3 separate regions of the Homo sapiens genome follow, and regions 1 and 3 are each linked to region 2. A link is an interaction called in ENCODE POLR2A ChIA-PET data of the cell type or tissue named here. Cell type or tissue: OCI-LY7. All regions are shown on one strand.

What was found. ChIA-PET counts read pairs that join two places held together with the same protein. Peaks named below come from ENCODE experiments on the same cell type or tissue, not always from the same donor. Only the 100,000 strongest peaks of a DNase experiment are listed, where the experiment ranks them.
Region 1: POLR2A ChIA-PET joins it to region 2 with 6 read pairs; 1 of 35 experiments calls an interaction of 5 or more read pairs at or near these places.
Region 3: POLR2A ChIA-PET joins it to region 2 with 6 read pairs; 3 of 35 experiments call an interaction of 5 or more read pairs at or near these places.

The regions. Positions count from the first base shown.
Region 1 is chr7:69,410,081-69,415,080 of GRCh38, forward strand. No RefSeq gene overlaps it. Among named protein-coding and RNA genes, the nearest start is that of CT66, 190 kb to the right of the region's middle. In OCI-LY7, no CTCF peak of the experiment used is centred here; a DNase peak (open chromatin) is centred at 2,771.
Region 2 is chr7:69,950,726-69,955,725 of GRCh38, forward strand. The region is part of intron 2 of AUTS2 (activator of transcription and developmental regulator AUTS2); the gene reads left to right. Among named protein-coding and RNA genes, the nearest start is that of AUTS2, 350 kb to the left of the region's middle. In OCI-LY7, no CTCF peak of the experiment used is centred here; DNase peaks (open chromatin) are centred at 2,286, 2,786 and 3,126; H3K4me3 peaks cover 2,662 bases; H3K27ac peaks cover 3,736 bases.
Region 3 is chr7:69,841,612-69,846,611 of GRCh38, forward strand. All of the region lies in intron 1 of AUTS2 (activator of transcription and developmental regulator AUTS2), which reads left to right. Among named protein-coding and RNA genes, the nearest start is that of AUTS2, 250 kb to the left of the region's middle. RefSeq lists an enhancer at 2,304-2,413. In OCI-LY7, no CTCF peak of the experiment used is centred here; DNase peaks (open chromatin) are centred at 2,270, 3,080, 3,810 and 4,380; H3K4me3 peaks cover 2,339 bases; H3K27ac peaks cover 1,440 bases.

The DNA.
Region 1 (5,000 bases), 540 kb before region 2:
TGTTGCCAGGCTGGAGTGCAATAGCATGATCTCGGCTCACTGCAACCTCTGCCTCCCGGGTTCAAGCGATTCTCCTGCCTCAGCCTCCCGAGTAGCTGGGACTATAGGTGCCCGCCACCACGCCTGGCTAATTTTTGTATTTTTAGTAGAGACAGGGTTTCACCATGTTGGCCAGGATGGTCTCGACCTCTTGACCTCATGATCCACCCGCCTCGGCCTCCCAACATGGTGTGTTTTTAATTTTTTTAATTCAGTTTTTACAAATTCAATGGGATCCTATCCCTCTGCTGCTCTAAACCTTCCATGGGCTTCCCATTTCACTCAGAGTAAAAGCCACAGTCCTTGGAATGACCCACAAGGTTGTAGATGATCTGGTCCTGAAGTCACAGTTTCCTCATTCCCATTCTTCTCACCCTCACCCGTACCAGGCCAGCTACACCGGCCTCCTTGCTGTTTTCTCAAACACACCAGGCACCCTCCCTGGGCAGTTACCCGGGCTGCTAGCTTTTACACAGAAGGCTTTTCCCCCAGGCAACTTCATGGCTCACTTCTTCACCTCTTTCAAGACTTGATTCAAACGTCACCCTCTCATCAGGGTCTTCCCTGCGTGGTATTTAAAACTCAAACAGTCTCCGACTCTGTAAGTTTCCATCTTTCTTCCCTGCTTTATTTTCTACACAGCACTTATCACTAATAAACCACATTTTATTTTTTATCTATGTCTCTCCTGACTGGAGCTCAAAAAGACAAAGATTGTTTTTGGGTTTTTTGGTTTTGTGTTTTGTTTTTTGTTTTGAGACAGAGTCTCACTCTGTCGCCCAGGCTGAGTTCGGTGGCGCAACCTCGGCTCACTGCAACCTCCACCTCCCGGGTCCAAGCGATTCTCCTGCCTCAGCCTCCCAAGTAGCTGGGATCACAGGGGTCCACTACCATGCCTGACTACTTTTTGTATTTTTAGTGGAGATGGGGTTTCACCATGTTGGCTAGGCTGGTCTCGAATTCCTGACCTCAGGTAATCCACCCTCCTGGTGCTCCCAAAGTGCTGAGATTACAGGCATGAGCCACAGAGCCCAGCCCACTTCTGGTTTTTAAATGGAAATTGATGACCTCAAATGCAGAAGTACAGACAAACCCTCTCTCGGGTCTCCATCTATGTGGAGGCAAAAAAGACCAAAGTCAGAAGTGCTCGGGGCTGCGTGGCCTCCCTCCTCCACCAGGTCCAGCATTTCCCACACTTTGTGGGTCTGATGCTTGATTTTAGCAGCCAGGGTGTATAAGAAAGGAGCGCAGCTGGAGCCATCCTCCCCTCACCACTCGCAGTGGTCCGATGTCTCAGAGCATCCAGAAAAGAATGCAAACACCAATTAATCGGGAGGCTGAGGCAGGAGAATCGCTGGAACCCAAGAGGCGGATGTTGCAGTGTGCTGAGAATGCACCACTGCACTCCAGCCTGGGTGAAAGAGCGAGACTCCATATCAAAACAAACAAACAAACACTCAAACAGGCTTTTATGAGGGCTGTAACCCAATGGACAAGGCGCACTCTCTTAGCCTGGGAATGTCCCTGCTCTGAACCAGTTGCCTTGCCAACAAGCCACATGTTTCCACCCTGCAGAATCCAATTTCTGAGCAATGTGACAGTGACAGGTCCAGAGACATGCTACACACTCCCAAGGTGCCTTTGAACACCTGCTGAATCGTTAAGAACAATGTGTATCTCTGCATGTACTTAGCAACGTGGAACACGCACCAGGAAAATGCACATCACGCTCAGTTTATGCAGCAGCCCCCACCACCCCAGGCCACCCCCAAACATCTTGCAAGCTACAGAGCACACAAGGCTGAGCCACCTTCTTTATCACCATCATTCTCAGAATCACTGCAGACTCACTCCTTAAGTCCCAGATTAAGCATTAATATTAACACCTTAATATTAAGTTATTTAATCCTCACAACAACCCTATGATTTAAATGACTATTATCCCATTTCAGATGGAGGAAGCGAGACCTAGAAAGGGTAGGTAGCGCTGGGTACTGTGGCTCACACCTGTAATCCCACCACTTTGGGAGGCTGAGGCAGGAGGATTGTTTGAGGCCAGAAGTTCGGGGCCAGCCTGGGCAACACAGGGAGACCCCCTCCTCCCTATCTCTACAAAAAGAAAAATCTAAAAATTAGCCGAGTATGGTGGTGTGTACCTGTAGTCCCAGCTACTTGGGAGACTGAGGTGGGAAGATCCTTGAGCCCAGGAGTTGGAGGCTGCAGTGAGCTATGATGGCACCACTGCACTCCAGCCTGGGTGACAGAGCAAGATCATGTCTCTCCAAAAAAAAAAAAAAAAGAAAGAAAGAAAGGGTAAGTAATTATCCAAATTCACACAGCTAGAGAAAAATGACACCAGGATTTAAACCTAGACTGTCTGCCTCCAGAGTTTACCCTCTCAAACATTCCCCTATACTATGACTCTGTAATACTCCTTAAATGTGCAGGTTAAAGATTGTTGTAATTATCTTTGCTGCATAACTACCCACCCAAAAACTTCACAAAGAAAAATACCAAGTTCATTCTGCTCATGGACACAGTGGGTGAGGAATTTGGGCAGGACACCATGGGGACAGCTTGTCTCTGCTCTACCGCGTCTATCCAAGGCATCAGCTACAAAGGCTCAAAGGCTGAGAATGACTCAATGGCTGGGACTGATATCATCTAAAGCTATTGCACTCACGTCACTCTCTACACACGGTCTCTCCATGTGACCTGGGCTGCTCAGCCTGGTGGCTGCTTTCGAGAAGCAAGTGTCCCACAAGGCAGGAAGTAGAAGCTGTTGGTTTCTGAAGACGGATACTGGAATCCAGAGCAGCATCACGTCTGCCGTTTTCTATTGACCAAGCAGTCCCAGAGTCCAGATTCCATGGGAGGGGCAGAGACCCTACCTCTCAAAGAATTTTGTGGCCATTTTTTTAAACCACCAATAAGATCGTTTAGCCTAACTCCTTTATTTATTTATTTATTTATTTATTTATTTATTTATTTATTTTTATTTTTTGAGACAGTCTTGCTCTGTCACCCAGACTGGAATGCAGTGGCACGATCTCGGTTCACTGCAACCTCTGCCTCCCGGGTTCAAGCCATTCTCCTGCGTCAGCCTCCTGAGTAGCTGGAATTATAGGTGTGCACTACCACATCTGGCTAATTTTTGTTATTTTTAGTAGAGACGAGGTTTCACCATGTTGGCCATGCTGGTCTTAAACTCCTGGGCTCAAGTGATCCTCCCACCTCGGCTTTCCAAAGTGCTGGGATTACAGGCATGAGCCACCGCGCCCGGCCAGTCCAATCCCTTTAAATTCTATCTGAACAACTGAAGCTCAGAGAAGTTAAGCAATGTGTCCAAGATCGCATAATTCGTAAAGTGCTAGTGCCAGCATGGAACAGGTGCCTTCAGGTCCGGTCTCTTAACGCTATGCCACTCCGTCTCAATGTGGCTGCACGTTGAAATCACCTGGGGAACTTTAAAGAGTGCTGATGCCCGGGTGCCCCTGCAGAGATTCTGATTTGTTATGACGTGGCCTGGGCATGGGGATCTTTAAAAGCCCCCCAGGGGCTTTAACAGTCTGCAGTGTGAGAACCATGCTCTATGCAGTACCCCCAGTTGGTTCCATACAGGTGAAATCTACCACTGTTTCAGTGTCTCCACATTTGCAGTGGCCTTAGCCTACGATGGAAACAACTACACCAAGAACAGATTTCTGACACCTTCACCTGGTTCACTAACTTCATCCTGAACCTTTGTCCAACACGCCTAACAAATTTTTGTGTTTTTTGTAGAGACAGGGTTTTGCCACGTTGCCCAGGCTGGTCTTGAACTCCTGACCTCAAGCAATCTGCCCACCTCAGCCTCCCAAAGTGCTGGGATTACAGGCATGAGTCCCTGCAACTTACCACCTTCTCTTTCTTGATAATACTTTGTGGGGTTTTTTTGTGGAGGGAGGGATCTTAACCTTTATTTTATTTTATTTTATTTTATTTTATTTTATTTTATTTTATTTTATTTTATTTATTTATTTTTTGAGATGGAGTCTCGCTCTGTCACCCAGGCTGGAGTGCAGTGGCGCCACCTTGGCTCAGTGCAAGCTCCGCCTCCCAGGTTCACGCCATTCTCCTGCCTCAGCCTCCCTAGTAGCTGGAACTACAGGCTCCTGCCACCACACCCGGCTATTTTTTGTATTTTTAGTAGAGACAGGGTTAGCCAGAATGGTCTTGATCTCCTGAGCTCGTGATCCACCCACCTCGGCCTCCCAAAGTGCTGAGATTACAGGCATGAGCCACCGCGCCCGGCTGGTCTTAACCTTTATTTTAAGTTCAGGGGTACAAGTATGGGTTTGTGACATAGGTAAACTTGTGTCATGAGGGATTGTTGTACAGATCATTTCATCACCCAGGTATTAAGCCTAGTACTCATTAGTTATTTTTCCTAATCCTCTCCCTCCTCCCACCCTCCACTCTCTGAAAGGTCCCAGTGTGTGCCATTTCCCTCTATTTGTCCACGTGTTCTCATCATTTAGCTACCACTTATAAATGAGAATATGCGATATTTGGTTTTCTGTTCCTGTGTTAGTTCACTAAGGATAATGGCCTCCAGCTCCAGCCACGTCCATGCAAAGGACATGATCTTGTTCTTTTTTATGGCTGCATAGTATTCCATGGTGTATATGTACCACATTTTCTTTATCCAGTCTGTCGCTGTTGGGTATTTAGGTTGAACCATGTCTTTGCTATTGTAAATAGTGCTATGGTGAACGTATGTGTGCAAGTGTCTTCATAATAGAATGATTTGATCCCCTCATCTTCTGCCTCCCACCACCTTCCAGTGGCCCCTCAGAAGCAGCAATTTAACACTCAACGCTTCAACTATGAGTCATGCTCATCTCTTCACCGCCATCTGCCAAGCTCCAGAAATTTATTTCTGCCTTTGGAGCTCCTCACAGGTGGAGACCCAAAGGCCA
Region 2 (5,000 bases):
GGATTTTCTAGGAGTGTGAATAAAGAAGAGGAATGGAGCCATCCATGGATGGCAAAGTCATGCCGTTGCAATAAGTACTACATTTACATATTTAGTACAGATCCCATCTTAGAAAGGGTGGATTTGGTCGGGTGCGGTGGCTTACGTCTGTGTGATTTCAGCACTTTGGGAGGCTGAGGTGAGCAGATCGCTTGAGCCCAGGAGTTTGAGACCAGCCAGGACAACATAGCAAGACCTGTCTCTCTCTTTCTCTCTTTTTTTTTAAAGGCTCCCTGCTCATGAGGAATGGGGAGAGGGAAGAAAGGGTGGATTTGGAGAAGGTTATAGCAGTGAGTATGGCTGTAAATTTGCAAGGAATAACTTTTTTTATTTCCAACAGTGATTGCTTTAGATAAATATTTTATTGTAGATTTCAATATTGTTGCAATTGTATTTGACTCAGCAAAAATAGTTTTTATAATTTGTCAACAGAACTTCTTTAAAATGGCTTCCTAAGTTGTTTCAGCTAATTATGAGGTATGGTGATCTCAACCTCCTTCCAACCACTGGTCCACTCTTGAGTCTTCAGGCTTTTTTTTTTGCTTCAAGAGTAGCATTGTAAGTTTTTAGTCTTCAGAGAACAGGAAGAATTCTAGTTTCTCAGTTCTTGTTCTGATCAGGATTGTATTTTCTTTTCGTCAGTTTGTGCTCTGAAACTGCAGGGCCAGGCAGAGTCCATGCTACCTGATAAAGCATCTGGAACCATGGAAAACTGAGGGTGGATATGATGAGCCTCTCTAATACCAGAGATAGTGGACAGAAGCCATCCGTTTTGCATTTGGCTTTTTTGAGGACTCAGTAAATCCACACAGAGAATTAGCTAAGGCTGTTTGAGAAACAGCCTGTGGGATAATGAACACTTTTATGCTTTTTAAAATGACCACGGGGAGCCTCATCAGAAGAGGCGATTCCAGGATTCCAAGATGGCAGCTGGGTTTTTCATTGTTCCTGTGGGACTTGCACTGTGAAGTGTGATTGTAGCTGATTTTTCCTTTCAACAGGAATTCATTAGGGGTATCCATTAGCTAATGAACTATTGATATAAGAAAAAAGGTCAGTTATTTTAGAGAGGAAAAATGTGGCTTTAACTCTCGATTATTTGTGTGTTGGGTCCATTTGAAGGCTTCTTCCCCTGGCTCAAAATCTGGAAAACTGATTTGAAAGACCTTCAGTTTTATTTAGAAAGAAGGAAAAACAGATTATTTCAGTTACTTTATGTTTTGTGATTTTTACTCGATTTACCTAAAGAGAAAGTGCTCAGATTTAAATTCTAGGTACCTTCGTTGCTAATTATTTTTTACTGCACTTTTATGGCCATTTTTTATTTCTAAGGATTGAACCCTTTTTTTTGTAGTTTTCTCTCAAGGGCTAATATTTATATTTTTTTGCTTCCAAAAACTGTTAAAGTCTGAAAGTGTAAATTTATATTTGTGGTGTTTACTTTGTCCTTTAAATGTTTTTGTGTACCCATACTTTTTGTCATAAAGATGGAAAAATGATATTAAATTAACCAAATGAAAGTAATTAATGCTGAACATTCACTAAATTATTAAGATGTTAATGTGATTCCAAATGCAGATAGTTCATGGGCAGCAGCATGTGTCCTGGGACTCCCCCTCAAAGGTTGGCAAGGTTTGGGCAATTTTGAGGGAGGGAGTTAATTCTTAAGTAGTAAGCTTTTTCGTTTACCTCTACTATTTATAAGCTAATATGCAGGATCATTGTAAATTAGTGAAAAGTGCATTCCATTGAACTAGTAGTTGTAATACTGGGTTAAATATCTAAGTTGTGTGACTTTGGGCATGAGTTTCTGCCTCTGTGGGTCTTATTTTTCCCTGTTATCAGAACTGTAGCATTGGACTAGATCATGTTTCCTTGTGTGTTTTTTGGAAAATGTGACAATATACTAGGACCTACATGAAGTCACAGTATAAACACCCAAGGGACACAACAGGCATATCTTCCTGCCTTTCATATCTATTCACTTGAGGCTTTTGGTAAGACATTAATTTTATACTTAAGCAAACATATTAAAGACTGAAAGGAACTCATATATCTTCATATAGTGTTAAAGATATTAACACAAAAATGAAAGAAATATTGTCCATACAGCAGGCCACAGATAGATATCCCTTGTTTTGTGATCAGTCTTTTCTGCTATGGAGGGCACTTTGGACACATTTGAGGATCACTGCATTAGATGACAGGAAATGTGTTTCTTCCTATGCTCAAGTTGTGTAGCCATGACATTTGAGGATATTTACATTTTGAATTTCCCTCCTCCCTCCCCTAAATTAGTGGCATGTTCTAGAGAAGGGTTCATGTGCTTTATTTACATAAAACCTATCTCAATGTTGTTTGATAAGAATCTGTTAAGAGATCTTGTCCTAAAAGGATGGCACTTAGTGTTGGAACTGGAGAATGGTGGGGTGTGAGGAGTTAAAGTAATTCCCTAAGCACACTAGACACGCCTGATGCCCCTTTCAAGCCAGTCTGCTTCCACGTGGTGATTCTTTCTGATTCCCATTATCACTGTGTCCCCCTCACCCCTGCCATTTAGCCTAGATTCTGGCAGAATGGAAATCCACGTTTCTGAATTTAGTATGATTTTTTTTTCTTTCCTTCTATTCTCAGCAACAATAAGTACTCTTGATGGCAGCTGCTGTATTAAGCCCAAGAGCTTAAAAGATTAAAGAAACCACTAACAGCAGTAAGGAGGAAGTTTAAGGGCCTGTTTTTCTGAAGGTTTGTGTTTTCATTCTGATGGTTGAGTAGAAAATTACAAACAGGTTGTGTTCGGCAGCTGGAATGCTCTCCAACATCTGGGGAGACCCAGCCTTCTGTTTATTTCCCATTCATTGGAAGGGTGGCCAGCCAGTAGCAGAAACTGCAGGCAGAGATACTAGAACTCTTTGGGTACATAAGCCGTTAGAAATTCTTTTTTTGTAGAAATTTCTTCATAGAAATACCTTGTTCTCTATTTTTTCATAAGCTTGACTGAGCACTTAACTTCAGGTCAGTTGCTGAGGAAGAGGTCTGAAGGTAATATTAGTACCCCCCCAACTACTTTCAGCTGGAAACAAGAGTTGTTTGGGCCCTTACTGAGTTCCTACTTTAGAGTCAAGGGCTGGCCTTCCCCTGCATCTGTCTGCATATACCTCACAGCTGAGCAGATAACATATTTGTGCAGCTATTCCCTTATGATTTCCTCTCTATTAGAGAGAGGTGGAGCCTATGACAGACTGCAGAGTGTTTGCTCCATTCTTCCCCACCCCGTAGCTTTACTGAGGTATAGTTGATAATTAAAGTATTTACATATATTTAAGGTATATAGCTTGATTATGAGATATATAAGTATACATTGTGAATATTCAAAATCAAACTAATCAATCACTCCACATAGTTACCGCTTTTCTTTTTATAGTGAGAATACTTAGTATCTACCTTCTTAGCAAATTTTATTTATGCCACATAGTGACTATAGTTAACAATATTATATACTCAAACCCAGTTATTTTAATTTTTAATTTTTTTAGAGCTAGGATCTCGCTCTGTTGCTCAGGTTAGAGTGCAGTGGTGCTATCATAGCTCACTGCAACCTCAAACTCCTGGGCTCAAGCAGTCCCGCCATCTCAGCCTCCCAAGTAGTTAGGACTACAGGTATATACCGCCATGCCTGGCCTAATTTTTATTTTTAGAGATGAAGTCTAGCTTTGTTGCCCAGACTGGAATGCAGTGGCATGATCATAGCTCACTGTAGGCTCGAACTCCTGGGCTTAAGTGATTCTCCTGCCTTGGCCCCCCAGTTGCTGCGAGAATGGTGCCTTGTTCTCAAAACCATTTTGTAAAAAGTAATGTGCTGGCCAAATAAAACAGAACGCCAGTTTGTTATTTTTGGACAGCTTCATTATTTTGTACATGGGAAAAGAGAAGTTCGAAGTTTTGCCTTATGCAAGGTCATAAAGCTGGTCAGTGGCCCAACCAGGTTTAGAACCTTTATCTTTGGGGCTATTTGAGAAATTCAAGTGATCCCAGTTCAATCATTAGTGGCATTTGTGGTCTTCAGTCTGCACTGAGCAAGGGTTTCATGTTTGGTGTCTAATATTTTAGGATTATTAGAGCTAATCTAGCCTTTGGAGAAGCCAAATGGATTTTGGGGGTTGTCTGTAAGAACCCATCATGATGGCTGGAACAGCTCTTAAGTGGAACTTCTACATAAATCAACTTGCATTTGTTCTGTAACACCATGTGAATTTTCCTGAATTTCCAAGTAAATATATTTTGCATATTGCTTACAAATTGCTTAGGCTGTCTTCATGAATAATGAAAGCTGTGCTGTAGGAAGCTGGATATTAAGAAGGGGTGTTTTTAAAAACAGTATTTCATTTCTTTTGCTTATATTTTCTGTAGCCTCAAGGGTGTGTTCAGAGGTGGTAGGGAGGGAGGGTGCTGTTAAGGTTTCTCAACACCTGTGTTCCTTTACAGACCATTATCTCTTCTGCTATCAAAGAGGACTTGCCAGTTAGGTCAGGATGCATAAACCTCTGGACAGTGCCTTCTCCTATGCTTATCTTTGCTATATGTCTTGTTGTGTGTTTAGCTTCCATAACAAGGTTCTCTACTTCTCCAGTTTAAGAAGAAATCATCTGTTGTGCTGAACCTCTATTCATCTCAGTAGGGAAGGCACCAGCTTCAAGAGGCTGAGAAGAGACCCAGAGCCAGCAAATGAGACATGGGGTTTTATTAGGGGCTTACATACAGGGGAGAGAGTCCAGTGGTGGCAGACTGGACAACATACTGGCACCGCTCAGTGGCAGAGGGCTGGGCAGGAAAACTGCAGCCGCTTTGCAAACAGCATGCAGTTTATATAGCATTTTCAATTAACACCCTCCCCTTAACAACTTTCACCTGGCAACTTGCATGCCAACCCAAAGTTTAGGGCCTCAATTCCCTGTATGGCC
Region 3 (5,000 bases), 110 kb before region 2:
AAGAAAACTGGTATGTCTGATCTTTTCAAAAAGCCAGTGTCGTGAAACAAATTGCTGGTGGGTATTACTCCGGATTACAAGAGACTAAGGGAACATAACAGTCAAATTCAGTGTACAAATCTTGATGGGATCTGGCTTAAAAATTATAACTGCTGTAAAAGATGTTTGAGGCAGTTGTAGAAATTTGAATATGGACTGGCTATCAGATAACATTAGGAACTTAATGTCTTAGGTGTGATAGTATTTTGGTTGTGTTAGGAAAATATCTTTATTCTTAGGAGTTGCTTATTAAGTATTTCATGAAAGTATCATATCTGCAATTCACTTTCACATGGTTCCATGAGAGAGACGAGTGCATAGATAAGGTGATTTTGGCAAAGTTTTAACAATTTTGAATCTAAATAGTAGGCATATGGGTGTTTGTTTTATATTTATATTTATATTCAGCATAGAGAAAGCTGTGAATTCAGGAAAAGTTTATATGTAATTTCTGAGATTTCTAGCTCATGCATGCATTTCTGTTTGAGAATGCCTTATCTAGAATTTTTTATCAAGAAATCTGAATGGTGTTTAAGAATATCTTATCTAGAAATATGTTGGCATCTTAATATTATGGTTTGGTAGATAAAATGGATTTTTTTAAAAAAAGACTTGCAAAGAAGTGGATGAAATGCTAATATAAGAAAATTAGATTTTATAAGGAACATGTGACCAGATAAACTTGTCCTAATTATTGTGAGTCTCTTTAAAGCACATACCTTAGGACATTGTGTGTTGACGCTTTTACTGTTCATAACATATTCTTTAAGAATTCTCTCAGAGCCTTAAGATGATTTGTTTTTGAGAAACATCTGAAGTCTCCTGTAGCTTATTCTGATGTTATGAAGTAAGTGACTAAATTTTGATCACAGAAGTGTGTGACAGGGAAGTAGTGGGATATTCTTTGCCCCTCTTTGTGTCCTGTGATGCTGGTGGAAATTTCAAAGGAAGAGTTTCAAAAGTAGTTTACTTTGTTCAAACTCTCTAGCCCTAAACCATCAGTGACACCAGTGAGTGTTTCTTATTTTACCTATTTGGGTGTGTTAGATGTATTTTCACTGGGACTATTCTTTTGGTCAGAGAGCCTAAAGTTAAGTGTTTGAGCTTCTGGTCCTGTGATCTCAGCAACTGGACTTGATTCAGGTGCTTTGACTCAAGGGCACAGTGGTAGCATCACCAAAAATAGATGAATGGCAGCAGATCCCTAATGGCTGGCTCTCTGCTGGTTGCCCGTCTCAGCTCAGGACTTCCGAGAGGTATAAAACCTCACTGATAGCCAGGCATAATGGCTAGGGTTTACTCAGAGATGCTGGGGGCTTGAGTGTAGTATTGCTCTGTTGTAGGCTGATAATGGAGTATGTGCCAGGTGGGGGCAGGATGGTATCCAGGCAGTGTGGGCAAAGGGCTGCAGTTAGTCCCTTGTTACACTCAGTGACAGGTGACTCTGAGCTGTCTGGAAGTAAGATAAAGTGATTCAAGGATAGGATCCATACCTGAAAGAGAGGTATTCAGAATAGCATTTGAAGTCAGGTAGACTTCAGCTCTTCCAATGGACCTGCAAGAGGTGGTCAGGAAATATCTCATAGATGAATTAAAGAAGTGTTACATGAAAATGTAAAGGGGCAAACCAAATAAAATGGGTTCATTAGGTCCCAGGACTAGTGGAGGGGCATTCATGTTGGAATGGAGAGTAGTGAGAATTGGGGAGGGGTTGCATAGGGGCTTGTTCTTAGGGCAGAGTTTTTCAACAACAGGTATATATAAGAGGTCAAAATTTAGGAAGTCTGTTAGAGAAGATTATAAACTCCATGAGGACAGGAGACATGTCTGCATTGTTCAACACTGGATACTTGATATAATGCCTGGAAAATAGTAGATGTGCAGTATAAATTTCCGTTGAATGAGTAAAAATGTTAAGTGGCGAATAAAGGAATGCATGGGGATGATACAGACAAAGCAGTAATCTGTGGTGGTTGATGGCTGACCTGGTTGTAGAGTACCAGGGGGAATGTGAATATTTTAGATTTCCTCAGAGGCTAGTTTCTGAGATGTTTTGTTTACCAGTGTGGTAACCTTCTCATGGCCCTAGCTCAAATGGTAATCAACTAGTCTTTGCAGCACAACTGTGAGGTAAACATGCTGTGTCCATTTTAGAGAAGAGGAAACTGAGATTCAGAGAGATGAAGGAATTTGCATGAAGGTCCACAACTAAGAAGATAAGATGTGAAACTAGATATTTCAGCTCTTGAATACAATCTTCTTTTTACTTGAGCGCTCAATGCTGGGGACAGTTCTGCTTTTCAAGTGGCCTGATAAATAGTATCTTTGTATCATGTGAGAGTTATTAAGACTGTGATAGAAATAAATAAGGAAAAATTCACATACCAGCCAATCCTCGTTACTCTGCTTATTCCCCTATTCATCATTTGGCTGATTGAATACTGAAGATGATAAAGCTGAATCGGTAGAGCAATGTGTGATTAAAAAAAAATCTGCTATTCCACTTAATGGGCTACAGTTATTAGAAAGAAATAGAAACCCCAGTTAATGTTAGTATGGGCTACTTATTTAGGAAAGGAGATTTTTAAATGAAATAAGCCTTTCCTTTTTATTATATTGCTGGAGACAGTTTTCATTTTTGCCCACCTGGTACTTAAATGGTTATTGCTATAAGGAAACCAGTCTTACTGATAACCGAATGAAATAAATTAAACAGACACATGCAAACAAATCCAAAATGTGCCTGAGAAAGATGTGGTCTTCTAGCTTTCAGTCATTCAGTGAGACATTTGGCAGAGATGGGTGCAGCAGATAAAACTGTCATGGTTTTCAGAAGTCATTCCAAGACACCAGAGAGGAAACATGACAGACACTGGAAAGAGACCCTCTTTCAGATATGAGTAATATATATTTTATACTCATATTAATATTTCATTGGAGAGAAGGTCAAAATCTACATTTAAATGGAAATATTTAAAAAGCAGAAGCATAATATTTGACTAAGTGAAACACTCAGGGTTTTTCAAGAACACAAGCTGCACCCCTGGGACCTCAGCTCTCTAGATCTGTTGTTTCTTAGAGCACGGTAGAATGTTTGAATTCCTTTAGTTTTATCGGTAGATCTTAGCCCTGGCATTTAGGAATCTTAATCCCTCTACTCCCCTTCCATTTGACCCCGAATTGTGTTACATACTACCTAACAGTGTGTTCAGTGCACAGTATGGCCTCTCTCAGTCCTATAAAATTATTTAAATTTCTAAAAATTCATTTTTCTGGTCCTGTGAAATGGACATAATAGGATTGTGGAGATGGACATAAATAAGATGCTTTCAATTATGAGTAATGGAAAACCCATCTAACAAAGTATGGTGGCAAGAAGATGGGAATAGGAGGCCCAGGGTTTATTCAGAGGCTGTGTTCATCCTTCGTTTCCCTCTGCTATTCAAAGTGTGTTAGAATTCACCTTCAGGCTTCTGACCTCATGATTATAAGATGGCTGCCATTGTTTCAGAATAATTTCTTCATGGCATCTAAAACAAGAAGATGGGATGCCAGGAGCAAAAGAATCTTCCTGGTACCTTTTTCCTCCTTTTTATCAGAGAAGATGATTTTTCCTCAAAGCCTACAGAAGACTTGCCTTTATGTCTCATTGACCAGACTTGGGTCACATTACCACTCCGTTATCCCTGCCCTCAAACTGGCAAAGAGAATCAAGAAGACCTTGATTGGCGTAGATCACTCATGCTTGATTTCCTGAGGCTCGTCTCATTGCCTCTCTCAGAAACTTGGGGCTCTATTTTTATTAGCTAAGAAGGGCAATGGTTATTGTCTGCCACAGTGATGCTCTTGTGTGAAGTAAAGGTGCATAAAATGCATGTCTTCCCTGGACTTTAGTGCATCCTTGGTTTGTAAGTGACTACGATTACATGAATCAGAAATAAATCAGGAAAAGGAAAGTTGGTAATTTTGGCCTATTCCTGCAGAAATCATAGCAGGGAGGGGAGTGTTTGTGAACGAAGGGAGGGTCCAGTTCTCTAAAGCTGTGCTGGTGAACTACCACTGCATAGGGTGGCCCTCTGCTGACCCTAGAGCAAGCTGGAGGTGAGACGAGTTTGTCAGGACATCCCAGATTCTTTCTTCTGTACTCTTTCCTCTTCTCTGTTTTCCACCAATCCAATCAAAGGCAGTGCTGATGTAGTCAGCACAACTCCTGGGATGCAGGTGCCTGGGGCTGCAATTCTGTTCTGACACTGACTGTGGACATTCTGGTTCTGGGCAGCCACTTGAGGTAACAATAATGATACACAGTTCCTGCTTTTAAGAGGTTCATGATGAGGAGCTTCACTGCTCCCCTGTTGCTTTATGACAGGATGAGGATTCAGACTAAATGACCACTTCCCTCTTTTCTCACTCTCAAGTTTTATGATTTCTTTCAAGTTTATTTGGGATTTTTTTTTTTTGGTCTGTGCCTTTTGTTAATATATTCTACATGCATTTTGCTTCTAGGCATATTGATATTCACAAAGTTTACCACTGACAGTTGTAGTCTGAGAGTGTACAGAAAAAAACGTAGTTGACCACTCTATGATTATTCTGGACTCTGTGACTCTCTTAATGCAAGCCAAGACCACATTAGCCTTTTTGGCAGTCTTATTACTTTGTGGCTTTTGTTGGGTTTGCAGTCATCCAGAATTTCTAAGAACAATATTTGGAAGGTGGCTTTGCAGAGACTTGAGCCACTGAACTTCTCTTGTCATGTGCTTCCTTTACTTCACTCCTTTCTTTAATATATGCCTGGCATTGGGCCCAGAATCCATAATACGATATTCATAATAAATACCAACATCTTTTGAGCACTCCCTATGTGTCGGGTGTTACACTAAGTGCTTTACAGGTATTGTTTCATTTAATCCCCACAGCAACTTTCTTCCCCTTTTTCTGGAGACAGAGTCTCCCTCTGT